3 separate regions of the Mus musculus genome follow, and all the other regions are linked to region 2. The links are chromatin contacts, found by POLR2A ChIA-PET in ENCODE. All regions are on one chromosome and are shown on one strand. The core of a region is the stretch at or near the end of the contact, and the rest is flanking DNA. Distances in the headings are between cores, read along the strand shown.

Evidence for each region. ChIA-PET counts read pairs that join two places held with the same protein, here RNA polymerase II (POLR2A).
Region 1: POLR2A ChIA-PET joins it to region 2 with 10 read pairs in embryonic stem cell. The contact joins the promoter of Timeless here to the promoter of Cnpy2 in region 2. POLR2A ChIA-PET finds 5 or more read pairs at or near these places in 3 of 5 experiments (Patski and embryonic stem cell).
Region 3: POLR2A ChIA-PET joins it to region 2 with 12 read pairs in Patski. The contact joins the promoter of Apon here to the promoter of Cnpy2 in region 2. POLR2A ChIA-PET finds 5 or more read pairs at or near these places in 3 of 5 experiments (Patski and embryonic stem cell).

The regions. Positions count from the first base shown.
Region 1 is chr10:128,228,683-128,233,518 of GRCm38, reverse strand. Timeless (timeless circadian clock 1) reads right to left here and starts at 1,456. Exons shown (of 29, transcript NM_001164081.1): 1 at 1,344-1,456. Mip (major intrinsic protein of lens fiber) reads right to left here. Exons shown (of 4, transcript NM_008600.5): 4 at 1,707-3,200. The coding sequence ends at 3,015. Gm26847 (a long non-coding RNA gene) reads left to right here and starts at 456. Exons shown (of 2, transcript XR_380941.4): 1 at 456-771; 2 at 864-2,929.
Region 2 is chr10:128,321,147-128,326,167 of GRCm38, reverse strand. It overlaps Cnpy2 (canopy FGF signaling regulator 2), which reads right to left and starts at 3,709. Exons shown (of 6, transcript NM_019953.1): 1 at 3,393-3,709; 2 at 2,726-2,838; 3 at 2,469-2,584; 4 at 1-104. The coding sequence starts at 2,813. It overlaps Pan2 (PAN2 poly(A) specific ribonuclease subunit), which reads right to left. Exons shown (of 26, transcript NM_133992.3): 26 at 4,810-5,021.
Region 3 is chr10:128,252,433-128,256,772 of GRCm38, reverse strand. It overlaps Apon (apolipoprotein N), which reads right to left and starts at 2,642. Exons shown (of 2, transcript NM_133996.3): 1 at 2,492-2,642; 2 at 872-2,338. The coding sequence starts at 2,318. The coding sequence ends at 1,563. It overlaps Timeless (timeless circadian clock 1), which reads right to left. Exons shown (of 29, transcript NM_001164081.1): 29 at 3,832-4,340.

The DNA of each region.
Region 1 (4,836 bases), core at 207-2,706, 90 kb after region 2:
CATCTGTAACAGACCAAAGGCCTTTCCTACCTGTCTTTTCCAAAGGTGGGCCTAAGAAGCTGCCCCCCCCCCCCAAAAAAAGATGAAAGAGCTGTCTCAGTTGAAGAATGCTTTCAACATCCAGTGTTTGCTCCATCACACAAAAAAAATTAAACAGAAACTCTTTTATTTATTTATGTTTCCCCCAACTTTGGGGCAAAGTTAGTCCATGTACTCCTGACTGTCCTAGAAATCAGTATGTAGACCAGGCTGGTCTCAAACTCACAAAGATCCTCCTGCTGTGATAAAGGTGTGCTCCACCATGCCAGGGTCTGCTTTTAATCATGTTACCATGAAGGGCTGAAACTCCTACTGCAAGCTCCTTTCCCCCAGTGAGTCTGAAGCTAGCCTGGTCTACACAGAGAATTCCAGCCCAGCCAGGACTGAGACCCTGTCCTTTTATTTATGATTCATCTTTCTGTGTGTTCCTGTTCATGGGATTCAGTTCTCTCCTTCCACCATGAGGGCCCCTAAGACTTCATTCAAATCCTCAGGCTGGTAACAAGCAACCCAACCTGCTGAGGCTTTGTCTGTGGGGTAACTAGCTTGGAGGGCTGGATAAACTGAATTACTGGAATTTAGGGCAACTGCACTTAAGTGACAAGAACTCTCCAGCAGAGGGAGTTCAAGTACCTTGAGGTACGAGCGGACGCGAAGCAAACACATCCTTTCCCTGAGGTTGGAAGTCAAACTGGATGAGAAAAATGTCAGGGACGCAAGACACCCACCTGGGTAAGCAAAACCGTACGCGACCAAAATGGGGTTTCAAAGTAAATGTAAAACCACGGGCTTCAGTTTTTTTGATTTTTGTTTTCCAAAACAAGGTTCTAGTGACAGCATCAAAGACAAAGAAATGACACTCCAGGAAAGAAGCTTAACTAATGGCTCTTGTCCTAGCTGACACCCCTAGAGGTTGTGTCCTTCTTAGGCAAGAGGATCGAACCAGGCCTATGAAGACCCCAAAGCCTGAGAATCCTGGCTCCTGACGACCTCCAGGCCACTGTGTCTTCGGGTCTGGACTGCAGAAGGGTTCTGTTCTACTCTCGGAACTCGAAGATCCTGGCCTCACCGTCCCTTCCCTAGCCCGAGCTCGGGGTGTGCAGAGACCCGCGAAAACCCGGCAGGTCTCCGGCGCGCTCGCCCGGGAGCAGGATCAGAACGCGCGTGCGCGCCGGGAGCCCCGCCCCCGCCCTTCAACCGCGCGGCGGGAAAGTAGCCGCTCACTGCTCCGCTGCTCGCCGCCCCGCCGTCCCACCACCTCAGGGACGCCCGTTGTCGGTCCTGGGTCCTCCGGACACACTCACCCGCTCTCCGCGAGTCCTCTGAAGCCTCGCAGAGCCTGAGGCCCTGAGGTGCGGGGTCGCAGCCTTTCCCGCCACTCGGCTGAGAGCGACCAGTCTGCGCCTGCGCGGGCGGGGGCGGGGCGGGGCGGGGCGGGGCGGGGCGGGCAGAGCCACTTGACTCTAGACGAGAGAGGGAGGATTGGATAAAGAAGGGAAACCCAAAAGGACTGTTTTATGTGAGTCGGGCATCTGCGTTAAAGTAAAAAACCAAAACGCTATGGGTTTTCTACTGAATTATAATAAGAATCAAGATCGAATTAAGGGAGAATTTACAGACGTACTTCCCCTTCCAGTCCAGTGGACTATTCCAAAGTCTTAAATGGCTAGTTAGAAAAGATGTGTTTTATTTGGGAGGAAGTGGAGAGTTTGATGTTTGGGGTGGAGTTTTGGGTTGTCTGTCTTCTTACAGGCATATGTTTTAAAGCTGGCAAGGTATATACAGGAAGCTCAGAATAGAAAGATCTGAAATAAATATTCCTTGTTCGTTCAGGGTCACCTGCGCCCCTGTTGAGACGATGCTGTTTTACGAACAAATACAAGATAGGGCTCCAAAAGAAAAAAAAAAAATCATCTCTGAATTAAGCGTTTAGATTGAGGAGATCGATATCTGGGTCATGAGGGAGAGTTAGCAGAAAGGATAGCCGAGAGAAAAGTGAAAAGACATACAAAAATAAAAGACTATGGAGCTAGTGATAAAAGTACAGAGATGCCATTTGCAAAGTTCAGTTTGCTCTAAATGAATCTTCCCCCACCCACTCACCCCACCCCCGTCTTGCCCCTCAACTCCTGTAAATTTGCTTCAGACACCAGATTTCCTGTTTTAGCCTCAGAGAGCAATTCTGGGCTTCAGCACCTTCTGTCTGGGGCTATTAGGCAGGGCCTTTTAAACTTGCCTAACCCCTGTTTCTATTGGAAGGTCCGTGGCTCAAGGCTTCTGAACACACAGCCCAGCCGGTGGATGTAGGCAGGCTTATGTGGCTTTACAGAACAACTCAAGGCCCGTGTTTACTTTTCTCTGGGATGAGCATCCATGAGATCCGTAGCCTATAGTCTCCCATTAACTCCCTCAAAACTTAGGTACACTTGTGTGGTGATCTGGAAATAAAATCTTGGATTCCTCTCCCACCAGACCTCCTAACCCCTGGAATGCCTTCCCTCCTCCTTTCTTTCTGCTGTCTGCTTCCTGAGAGGAACGACACCCCACCCACCCCCGTGACCCTTCAAAAATCAAGGTGCATATACTTGAATGGAAGCAGGGTAAAGGCCAGAAACTCGGGTTCCCTGTGCTCACCAAACTGGGGTGGGAAATGACATACATGTTGACACCTCTTTCCCCTCCCCTAGCTTCTGTGCCCGCAAACTCAGACACGGCCACACGCACCCACATTCATATGAACAGTCGTGCACACACGGCGAGGGTAGCTGGAGCGGGGAGGAAGGGAAGTTTGCACTAACCAGTCGTGAATGCAACTTGAAAGATTTCACACAGCAAAAGGGGGAAAAAAATGAAAAACGTAAGTTAAAAAATAAAGAAGTACATGACCCTCCCCACAGTCTCTTTCTTCATCCAAGGGCCGGTTTGGCCCTCCCTGAAACCCAGCGGCTTTCTGCGGCTCTCTCCAACTGGAGCTTTTACAGGGCCTGAGTCTTCAGTTCGACAGGTTCCCCTGTACCCTCTGGCTGTCCATTGGAGTCACTGGGTCTGGCTCCCTTCAGGATAGACAGTCTCTCAGAAACACTCTTGAGCCGGGGGAAGAGGAGAAAGTCATAGAGTAGGCTGCCCAGGCCCCCTCCGATGATCGGGCCCACCCAGTACACCTGTGGGAAGAGAGGAGGCATGCTCAGGCTTCGGGACTCTTCAGGAAAACACAGCATATCCTGCTCTCAGGCGCACAGCTAGGCATTAGTGAAAGCTAATGTAGCTTTTTGTTCTTCCTGCTGCATTTGGGGCTCTTCATGTGAATGAAGCCTGTGGGCTAGCACTGAACAGAACACCAGCTCTCTTGGTTCGTTTGTTGGTTGGTTTTAAAATTATAGACTCAGTGGGGCTGAAGAGATGGCACAGAGCATTCGCTGTTCTTGCTGGGGACCCAAGATCATTTCCTAGCATTAACATGGCACCTCACAACCATCTGTGACTCCAGTTCCCAGGGATCTAAATGCTCCATCTGGCCTCCAAGGGCACCAGGCAGGCACAAAGTGCACAGACACACATGCAAAACACCCGTATATGTTAAAAAATAAAATACAGCTGTGCATGGTGGCGCTCGGCTTTCATGTCCGCAACAGTGAGACAAAGCAGGAGGTTCTGTGGGAGTTCAAAGCCAGCCCGGTGTACACAGCAAGTTCAAGGTTACATAGCGAGAACTGTCTCAGAACAACAAAAGACCCAGAATAAAACAAAACAAAACTTAAATTGTCTAGAAAAATCTAGACTCTGCTGCCTATATCCCAAAACCTGTCATTTTCTTCTGGTTTACTAACCGTTTTATTTTCTTACTCCTCCATCCTACCTCTACCCACTTAGCATGCATATATTCTATTTGTTGTTATTTTTGAATTAGTCTACTATTTCTCAGAAAAAAATAAGTTGTGGCAAAATACCCTTTATAACATAAAATGTGTCTTATTAAACATTGCTTATTATGACTTTGCTTAATACAGGATCTCATTAGCTCAAGATGACCTCAGACTGGCTGTGTAGTGGAAGACGGCCTTGAACTCCTGATCCTCTGGCCCTCCAAGTGCTAGGACAATGGGTATGCACCACTATCGGGGTGTAGTCGACGGGGAGCGGACTCAGCTCTGTGTACCTTAGGCAAGCAGGGCACCCGCTGAGCAGCACCCCCAGAACTGGTTGGTTTTGTTTGTTTGTTTGTTTGTTTGTTTGTTTGTTTGGAGACAGGGTTTCTCTTGTGGTCCTGGCTATCCTGGAACTTGCTCTGTAGATTGGGATGACTTTGAAATGAGAGCTCCCATGTCTCTGCCTCTGGAGTGCTTCGATCAAAAGTGTGCATCCCACATCCGGCTCTGCAGACCTTGTTTGTGTTTGAGACACTCTGTAGCCCAAGCTGGTGTCAGAGTCACTGTGCAACACAGCCTATCCTCAAACTTAAGGCAGCTCTCCTCAGTTGTCCTAAGTTCTGTGTATGATCAGCACAAGCCGATGTGCCTGCTTATTAACATTTCAAAGTGTATGTGTGGCTCGATAGGGTTGAATATGTTCACATTGTTGTGTAACTCATTCCCAGGGTTTTTTGAGTTTATAAAACTAAAGCCATCAAACTGTCTGTCTGACCCCCCCAACTCCAACCCCTGACAGCCTTCTCCTCTCTGTTCCCAGGGATTTGTGGGGTTTTTCCCTTTCCTTCTTTCTTCCTTTCCTTCCTCTTTCTCCCCCTTCCCTTCCTCTTCCACCTTCTCCTCTTTTTGGTCTCATGTCACACAGGCTGGC
Region 2 (5,021 bases), core at 2,460-4,959:
TTGCGGTGGGTAGAAGGGTCAATCTGTTCCCCGTACTCCTTCATTCGGTCACACACCTCCTCAAGCAACTCTGTGAGGTGGGCCTCTGAGCGGGCATAAGGTACCTAGAAATGAACTCAGCCTTTGGTCACTCCCTTCTACCTCAGATGTTACTCATTTGAACTCTTTCCTTTCCTTTCGAATCTAGCTCAAACAACTCATTCTAAAAACAAAGAAACCTTCCCTAATGATATCCTGTGGCGACATCTGCCCATTCTTTCTTCCTCTCAAGTTACTTTCAAATGTGCACATTTTGTTTGCCCATCCTTTGGAACAGGGTCTCACCCTGTAGCCTTGGTTGGTGGCCTGCAACTATGTAGACCAGGCTGGCCTTGAACTCATAGAAATCTACCCCCAACTCCCAATCTGTGTCCCCGAGAATCCCTATTAACTTCCAAGAACCAGCAGTGCACAGCGTAACTCACAACCTGCACTCCAGGCAAATGTACAATCCTATTTTGCCTGATTATAAAACACGCACCAATATCCTTAGCTCCGAATTATAGGCAAAAACCACTTTGATCAACTATAATGAACTATGGTTTTTTTCCCCCCGTGAACTTGTTTAGTTTTTTTTTTGTGGACATAGATATTTATTATTTATTAAAATAACATTAAAAGCCAGATATATTGTCACCTTTAATTCCAGTACCCAGGAGGCAGAGGTAGGCAGATGTCTGTAAGTTCAAGGCCAGCCTGTTCTACATAGTGAGCTCCTTGGAACACCCAGGGCTGCAGAGTCTTGGAAATAAAATAAAAAACCAACCAAACAAAAATGTAAAGAGGGGGTATAGGTTTCGATGACAGCACACCAACATGCGTCACAGAAATGTTTCCTTGATGGGACTGGAGAGATGGCTCAGTGTTTAGGGAACACTGGCTGATTTCCCAGGGGTCTGGGTTTACACATGGCAGCTCACAACTGTTTTTTTTTTTTTTTTTGGTTTTTCGAGACAGGGTTTCTCTGTGTAGCTCTGGCTGTCCTGGAACTCACTCTGTAGACCAGGCTGGCCTCGAACTCAGAAATCCGCCTGCCTCTGCCTCCCGAGTGCTGGGATTAAAGGCGTGCGCCACCACGCCTGGCTTTTTTTTTTTTTTTTAAGATTTATTTATTTATTATATGTAAGTACACTGTAGCTGTCTTCAGACACTCCAGAAGAGGGAGTCAGATCTCGTTATGGATGGTTGTGAGCCACCATGTGGTTGCTGGGATTTGAACTCCGGACCTTTGGAAGAGCAGTTGGGTGCTCTTACCCACTGAGCCATCTCACCAGCCCTCACAACTGTTTTTAACTCCACCCTCACACAGACATGGATTCAGGCAAAACACCAATCCACATAAAGTAAAAATAAATCAATCATTAAAATAAATTTCCTTGCATATTTCTTACTAGGTATAGCTTTAACTTATGCTTCTAGCTAATATAAATTTCTTGAATACAAAGACTTTTTTTAAAAAAATGATTTATTTTTATTTTATGCACGAGTGTTTGCTTGCATGTATACATGCCTGGTGATCACAGACACCGGAAGGAAATGTTTGATTCCCCAGAATGAGTTATGAGCCACTACATGGGTGCTAGAATCTGAGCCAAGTCCTCTGCAACAGCAGCATGTTCTCCTAACCACGGAACCATCTCTCTAGCTCCAGGGAAGACTTTGAGGGCAGGCATCACAGGAGTGTACCAGTATGCTGGGTTTATGGGATGTTAAGGGCCAAACACAGGGTTCTGTGCATGCGAGGCTAGCACTCTATCAACTGAGCTACATTCCCAGCTGGACAAGACCTCTTATTCTTTTTTTAAATAAATGTATATATACAATACTGCTATAGTGAAACAAGAGACATGCGGACTGGGGATGAGGAGAAACAGACTAATCAAGACCTAACTTCTACAGCAGAAACAATTAATTGAGGTTTGGGGCAAAGAAATACGTGGTTATAACTTTCCAGGCTCTTCCAGATAGGCAGAACCCAACTGCTCTGCTGTTTGTGTACTAGGATTACAGGCATGCAAATACCATAAGTGGCTTAGAGCCCAGTCCTTCTGATACACAATCAATGTTCTGGCTCCTTGGTTGTTTGTTTGTTTGGTTGGTTTTTTGAGATAGGGTTTCTCTCTATAACAGCCTTGGCTGTCCTGGAACTCTCTTTGTAGACCAGGCTGGCCTCAAATTCAAGATCAGCCTGCCTCTGCTGGGATTAATGATATGTACCATCACACCAGGCTGTTTCTTTTCTTTTCGAAGACAGTACCTAATTCTATGGGGTAGACCAGAACTAGAACTCAGAAAGATCCTTCTGGTCCCGCCTCTGAGGGTTGAGATCATTATCATTACAGGTCGAATGACTTCCTGCTTTCTTCTCTTCGAACAAGTTCATACTCTAAGCCCGAGTGAGCTACTTTATTTGAGGGATAGTAAATTACCTCCACAACTGACTGGCTGCCATCTGGATTGATTCGGAAGGATCCCATCTGAATGGTCTTCTTGGGGTCCACGCGGGCAATTTCCCACTCTAATTCATCCACCAGAGCCCTGCAAGCTGGTGTCAGGGAAGAGAACAGGGAGTGGGGATGGTGAGGGGAATGAGGGTTTTTCTATCCATCCTTGTTCCAAGCTTTGGATCTCATGACTCCCACGGGTCATCTTCCTCCCACTTCTCCACTGGTCTTCGTGCTTTTACCTCCACAGTGTAGATCTTGGCTCCTTCGAGCCCAGGCAGTTCCCAGCAGGACCCCCAAAAGTAGGGCTAGCCAACCCCAGCCTTTCATCTTTAGTGTAACAGGGTCGCTCCACCTGGATTTGTATGAAAATGAAACACAGGTGTGAGGAGAGCGATCCATTTCCCCCATGACCGTCACCCCTCATTCCAAGGCCTTCAGAGGCCTTGGTGTGATTCGGATTGTTTTCCAGGAAAAAACCTCGTTACAAACACCCGAGGGACCGGAGTTCGGGATGGGGGAATAGGGAGTGAGAGCTCGGGACTGGGACTCAGATCCAGAAACTATGTCCTCCACAGGTGAGGGCCTGGGTTTTGATACTTTGAGGACACTGAGGACTCACAGAGCTATGCAGTAGCTTTGAGATGGAGGTTATCGATTACGTGAGAATGACGGGCAGAAAGGAGCTGCCAGCAAGGAACCAGTCAGGCCATGAAGCCAGCGAGCACACTCCATAACCAGGGCCTATGTGGACCTAGCACCAAGGGTTCCGGAATCCCCATCTCTAGAATGTAAGTAGCTCCCGTGCAGACAGACCAGCCCCTTTTGTAAGGACTCCGCCATCGCTTTGCTCGGGTCCATTCCCAACCTCAGTGCGCCCACAGCCTCTGACGCTCGCATCTGTCCCACCTCTGCTCCCACGGCCGCCGCCGTGGCCCAGGCTCTGGAAAGCAGCCGGACTCTCACTTTGTTTTCTGTGGGTCCCAACCCTAGCAGCTGGCTGGGAAAAACGGGGCTGTCCCGGCTTCTCCAGAGCGCTCCGGCTCCCGCCAGGTTCAGGGTGGCCAGTGACCGCCTGGCCCAGCTTCCCGCACTTAACTAGGCACCTAAGCGGAGATCTGAGGGTCCCGTGCGAGCCCCCCACCGAAACTGACCCTAAGCCCGCCCCTCCAAACTCTCGCGCGAGCAGGCAGCTTTAGGAGCGCCTCCGAGGCAGCGAGGACCCCTTGGAAGACTTGAGGACCCAGACTTGCGTGGCGAATTGGTTCACGTGACCAACCAAAGAACAAAGGTAGCCTAGCTTACAGTGAGGACCGAGCGCATGGGGTGCCTGGGGAAATTGCATCAGTCCAGGTGGGCTAGGACTTGCAAACAGATGCAATTAGTAGTGGGAGAGAAGCCTAGGTTTCAATGCACAAAGATTTCATGATACAGCAAACTACATTTCCCAGGAAGCACTGCAGTACCACTCTGCCAGTAGCTACAGGTCTTTTTCTTTCTTAAAAAAAAAACAAACAAACAAACAAAAAAACTAGTTTTTAAAACAACTTCCTTCTTGTACCAAATTAATAAATGATCGTCATTAGGTATGTATTGGGTAATATCATTTTTGGTATTATCTGCCTTTTCAGGCAGGTTCTTGGAGATTTCTCTTAATTTATCCTCTGAGGATGGGGGTGTGGGTTATATTACGGTCAATATTCTTCTTAGCTCTCACGCTGTGAATAGAGCAATTCCTCTCTGAATTTTCGGCACACCGCAGGTACTGTCATGAGTGAAGCAGTGTCTTGCTATGTAGCCCAGGATGCCTTGAACTCAACTCCCCATCGCAGGCTGGTTGGGGACTGTGGTTCTCAACTGCTCCGCTGTTAGGATAACAGGTTGACACCACGCCTTAAGGTCTTGAGATAAACTGGGATTTGTGATCGCTTTATGTATTTAGGGTGCTAGGCAACTACAGCAAAGACCGAACACCGTCCAGGGGAAGAACAATTATGTTCCTCCTGGTGCCCGGCATGGTGGCGCATGCCTTTAATCCCAGCACTTGAGAGGCAGAGGCAGGCGGATTTCTGAGTTCTCGAGGCCAGCCTAGTCTACAAAGTGAGTTCCAGGACAGCCAGGGCTACAGAGAAACCCTGTCTCAAAAAACAAACCAAAAACCAACCAAACAAACAAAAAAACAAAAAAACTATGTTCCTCCTGGATCCATTCATTCTGGGACTCAGAATCTTCATTTCTAGGTGTGGATCTGAAAACACAGTTTTCATTTTCTCATTGTTTGGTGAAGTCAAATCAAAGAAAGAAAGAAGCCAAAGAATCCCACACTAGCGGTTTTCTAATGAGATAAAAATACTTTTATTTTATAAAACATGCTGTTTTAAGCAAAATTTTTAAAAAATAAAACAAAACTCGAGATAGAATGTATGGAAGACAGATACTTCTCAGCTGTGGTCAGGAATGAAGCCAGTAGCTCAGCTTCCTGCACACCGGTTTGATTGGCCCATTGAGACTCTACAAGCTGGTCCACCCAGCCACCGT
Region 3 (4,340 bases), core at 1,393-3,892, 68 kb after region 2:
GGCCTGTGACCTTTTCTGTCTCTCCTGTCAGGAAAGGTCAGCCATCAATAAGCCCAGCTATGGTGGTCCTTTGCAAGCAGGGTCTGCAGCAATTTGGCTCAGATGGTAGTCTGGTACAATATCTCAACCATCAACCCTCGGCTTTTGTTCCTTTTAAGCTAGGCCCAAGAAGTGAGAGTTGGGGGTGGCCAAGATGACTCAGTAGGTAAAAGTGCCTCCGTCACTCCTGGGGACGGAGGTGTAGTCACTAGAACCCACAGGGAATGAGAACAGTGACTCATGACTGCGGTCCTCTGACTTGCACACACCCCTGACCTCCTCGTGTTCTGTGGCTCAGGAGTGCCGGCCCATACAACCACATGTTCACACACATCGTCACACACTCTATTAATAATAAATACAATAAAAAAATTAAAAAGGAAACGGGAATGACAACTGTTTGACTTGGTGTGTGTCCATCACTACACTGCTCCACTTCCATAGGTGACAGGAATCCCCAGAGTCCTGTGCGGTCCCACTGGCGAGAGCTGAGACAGCTCGAAGAGGTGTGGACCCTATCTAGCCCCCAGTCCCATGAATATGTGAAATGGCTGTTTCTCTACAAGAATGTGCCCATTTGAACGCATTGCTCAAATCTTTGGCTCAAGACATTGGAATGTGCTCTGTGTCCCCCCCGCACAGCCCTCTCTAGGTACAGAAGGAACCACAGAAACCCAGTCGAGAAATCCTGGAAGTCAGGCAAGAACGTTTCAGCCCGAGGCAAGAGGACCACTCCAAGCTCAAGGCTAGCATGAATTTTGTACTGAGTTCTGGGCCAGCTGGAGCTATGAATTTATATTAAACTTCCTTAAAGCTCCCAAATCAGTGAGTTCAACATAGAAGCAGCTTTTTATTTGTCTCATCAGTTTAAGAATTAACAGAAGTAGGCTTAGTGGTGAACGGCTTGTCTAGTATTCCTGAGTCCCTGGGTTCAACCCCAACACTACAAAAACAGAAGTGAGGGCACAGGTCTATAATTCTAGCACTTGGAAAGCTGAAGTAGGAGTCCCATAAATTTGAGGCTGGCCTGGGCTATATAGTAAGGGCAATGGCCACAAAGCAAGACAATCTCAAAATACCAGAACAAATACAGACATGGTGGTGCACACCTTTAATCTCAGCAGGTGGAGGCAAAGGCAGGTGGATCTCTGAGTTCCAAGATAGACAGAGTTACCCAGGCAGACCCTGTCTCAAAAACAAAACAAAACAAAACAACAAACCTTCCTTTCCTTAATATCCCAAAACAATATGAATACAACCAAGGCCCAGAATTCAGCTGGGAAATTAAAAAGCATTAAGCAAGGAATTAAAAAGTATTAAAGAGGGAAATTGCAATACCCATAGCATTTAGAAACTGAAAGACTGAAGTCATATCAAGTGTCTTCACACATTAGGATCAAAGGAAGACAATGTATGAATTTGTAAAATGCAGCCAGCGTCTAGCTACACACCGTGGGCAGCTGCTGTGTGCACACCTACTAAAGGGCTATGAGAAAGTTCATTCCATGCCTAGGAGGCCGTGTCTATCCAAAATAGGTCTGAAAATATTCCCACACAAGGTTCACAAAAATACGCTTTAAAACGACTGCAAGCTGAGCAACGAGGTATACTCGATCTTCAACGGGAATCTTGGCGTCTTTAAGTTCTGGGCTACTCATCAGCCTCCTGGCTACTTCATTCATACTTTCCCAAGACTCCATGGTACAGTGCTGGGTGACATTGACTACAGAGGCCTTGAACTCTCTTACTAGGTCAATAGGAGGGAGCTTGTTCGCCGTCTCCAGCAGCACCTGGGCCATATCGTACAACACCCACCCGGGTTCATAGGTGCACGCCTCAGGCAGGGTAACTGAGCGCCGGACCCTCCTCATATCCCCAGGGGATGGCACCAGATGCCTCAGAATGACTTCATTGTTGCCGATCCCTTCCTCCTGGCTACTCTTTTGACTCTGGAGGACCAGGGTTTCCGCGCTGTCTTTTCCTCCCATTTCACTGATCCGAAGCTGCAGACTGTAGGCCTCGGCAGGGCAGCCAATGTTTTCCAGGACAACTCTCAGGGCTAAGAGGGACAAGAACTCAGACAGAGGAGCAGCGGGGAGCACCGTGTACAAGAGGTCCCGACAGGTAATGGGGGTTGGAGGAGGAATCTTGTTGGGGAGCACATTTGATGTGGGTTCAGTTCTTGTGACGGCTGGCAGGCTGCCATTCTGCGTCTTCCACGGAAAGGCGGTCACCGGGGACAGTAAGATACAGCCAAGAAGCAATGCAGCCTGGATCATGGTGGGTCCACAGGACAGCCCTGTTGTGAAGGAGCAGAGCTCAGGTGAGGAGGGCGCAAATATTCAACAGGAACAGGCACCAAGAATGGTCAGAGTTTGGTAGAGTCCTGGTCATTAGAGACTTCAGTTTCCCTGGACATAAGAGGGGGCCTCTTAGAGGCTGTTACCCTCACCTGTCTGGCAAGCAGCAGAGGAATGAAGTGGTTCTCTGTCTCACTCAGTAGGTCCCTAGTTGGAGCGGCTACCTTCCAGAGGTTAACTTCTTGTAGGTGATGACTGGAAACAAGTATTTACCACCTCTCTTTGGGTAGACTTTATCTGACCAGCTATTGCCCCATCCTGACAGGCAAGGCTCCTCCTTTGTGGCTAGGCGGTCCCTAGACCATAGTCCAGTCTCTGTAGCCTCTAGGCAGTGGAAAGTTTGTTCTCTTTTGAGACTGGGCCTTCTGTAGCCCTAGCTGGCTTGGAATTCAACTAGTTAGCCAAGGATGACCTTGGATTCTGATCCTTCTGCCACTATAACCCCAGTACGGGGATTTATGGGAATCTGCAACCAGGTGCAGTTGCCGTGGTACTGGGAATCAACTCCAAGGATTTATGCATGTTAGGCAAGCACATTACCAACTGGGCTACATTCCCAGTCCATGTGTCATGTTTACTTTAAAGATTTCCCAATCAAAAAATTTGAAAAATAGAACCTACAGCAAATCAAATCAAGTTATTACCAGAGCAGTCTTTTGAGTTTTTACCTTTATTGTTTTTTTTGTTTGTTTGGTAAGGTTTTTGTGGTTGTTGTTTCAAGACAGGCTTTCTCTTTGTAGCCCTGGCTGTCCTAGAACTCAATCTGTAGACCAGGCTGGCCTCAAACTCAGAGATATGCCTGTGTCTGCCTTTTAAGTGCTGGGATTCAAGGCGAATGCCCACAGAGGCCAGATGAGCTGGAGTTACAGCCAGTTGTAAGCCACCTGACATGGTTGCAAGGACTAAAAATTCTACTCCTTTGGAGAGAGTCTTACATGTTCTTAACCACTGAACCATCTCTCCAACCCCTATTTACTTTTTTGTTGAGATAGTCCTGGCTGCCCTGGAGCTAGGTAGACCAGGCTGGCCTTGAACACAAGGCCTCTGCCTCCAAGTGCTGAGATTAAAGGTATGAGCTACCATCACTCTTCTGGCTGCCTTCTAATTTTTTTGGACACTTTATAACCTAAGCTGGCCTAACTTCCTATATAGTCTAAGTATTCTTGCTTTAGTCTCCAGAGTGCTGGGATTATAGGCATGAGCCACCACCATACCTGTTTTGTTTCAAGACACAGTCTCAGACTCGTGGGTAAAAGGGATTTTTTTTGAGATTTTATCAAAGCCTCATGAGGAGCTGAACCAACAGGCATGTACCCTGTGGTCAGCAAGATGAAGCATCTTGTTACTTGTGGATAAGAGGAAGAAGAGGAAGAGGAGGAAGAAGAGGAAGAGGAGGAGGAGAAGGAAGAGGAGGAGGAAGACAACAAAAGTCTCTTTTTTTAAAAATTATATTTATTATCAAGCTGATTTTTTAAATTACATTTATTGGCCCACGCGTAGGGCTATATGACTCTTTCCTCTCCCTCATGGCAATTCTCTTGCCTCTGTCTCCCACACGATGGGATTAGCTCACACTACCAAGCTCAGTTCAGGACATGTCTTTTAATTTTACTCTTAAAAGTTCTTCCGAAGACACAACAGATGGCTGGCTGGCCGCTCTGAGATGAGCAACTGTTAATTGTACACATTTAATATGAAACACAAATCAGGGATGCTTGTCAGCTTGAGAGTGGTGCATCCCAGCTCTCCCTCAACTGTAGAAACGGGTTCAATCATGTGTCCTGGGATGAAAGAAAGAAAATGGGAGCAATCCAGTGCTTTGTGAGGACAGAATGAACAACCGTGCTGGGTTATAAAGCTCCCCGTCAGAAGCCAAGACGCAGTCCTTAGAGGAGGACAAGCCACCTTGAACCTTTCGCCACTCTTCATTTGCTACGAGAC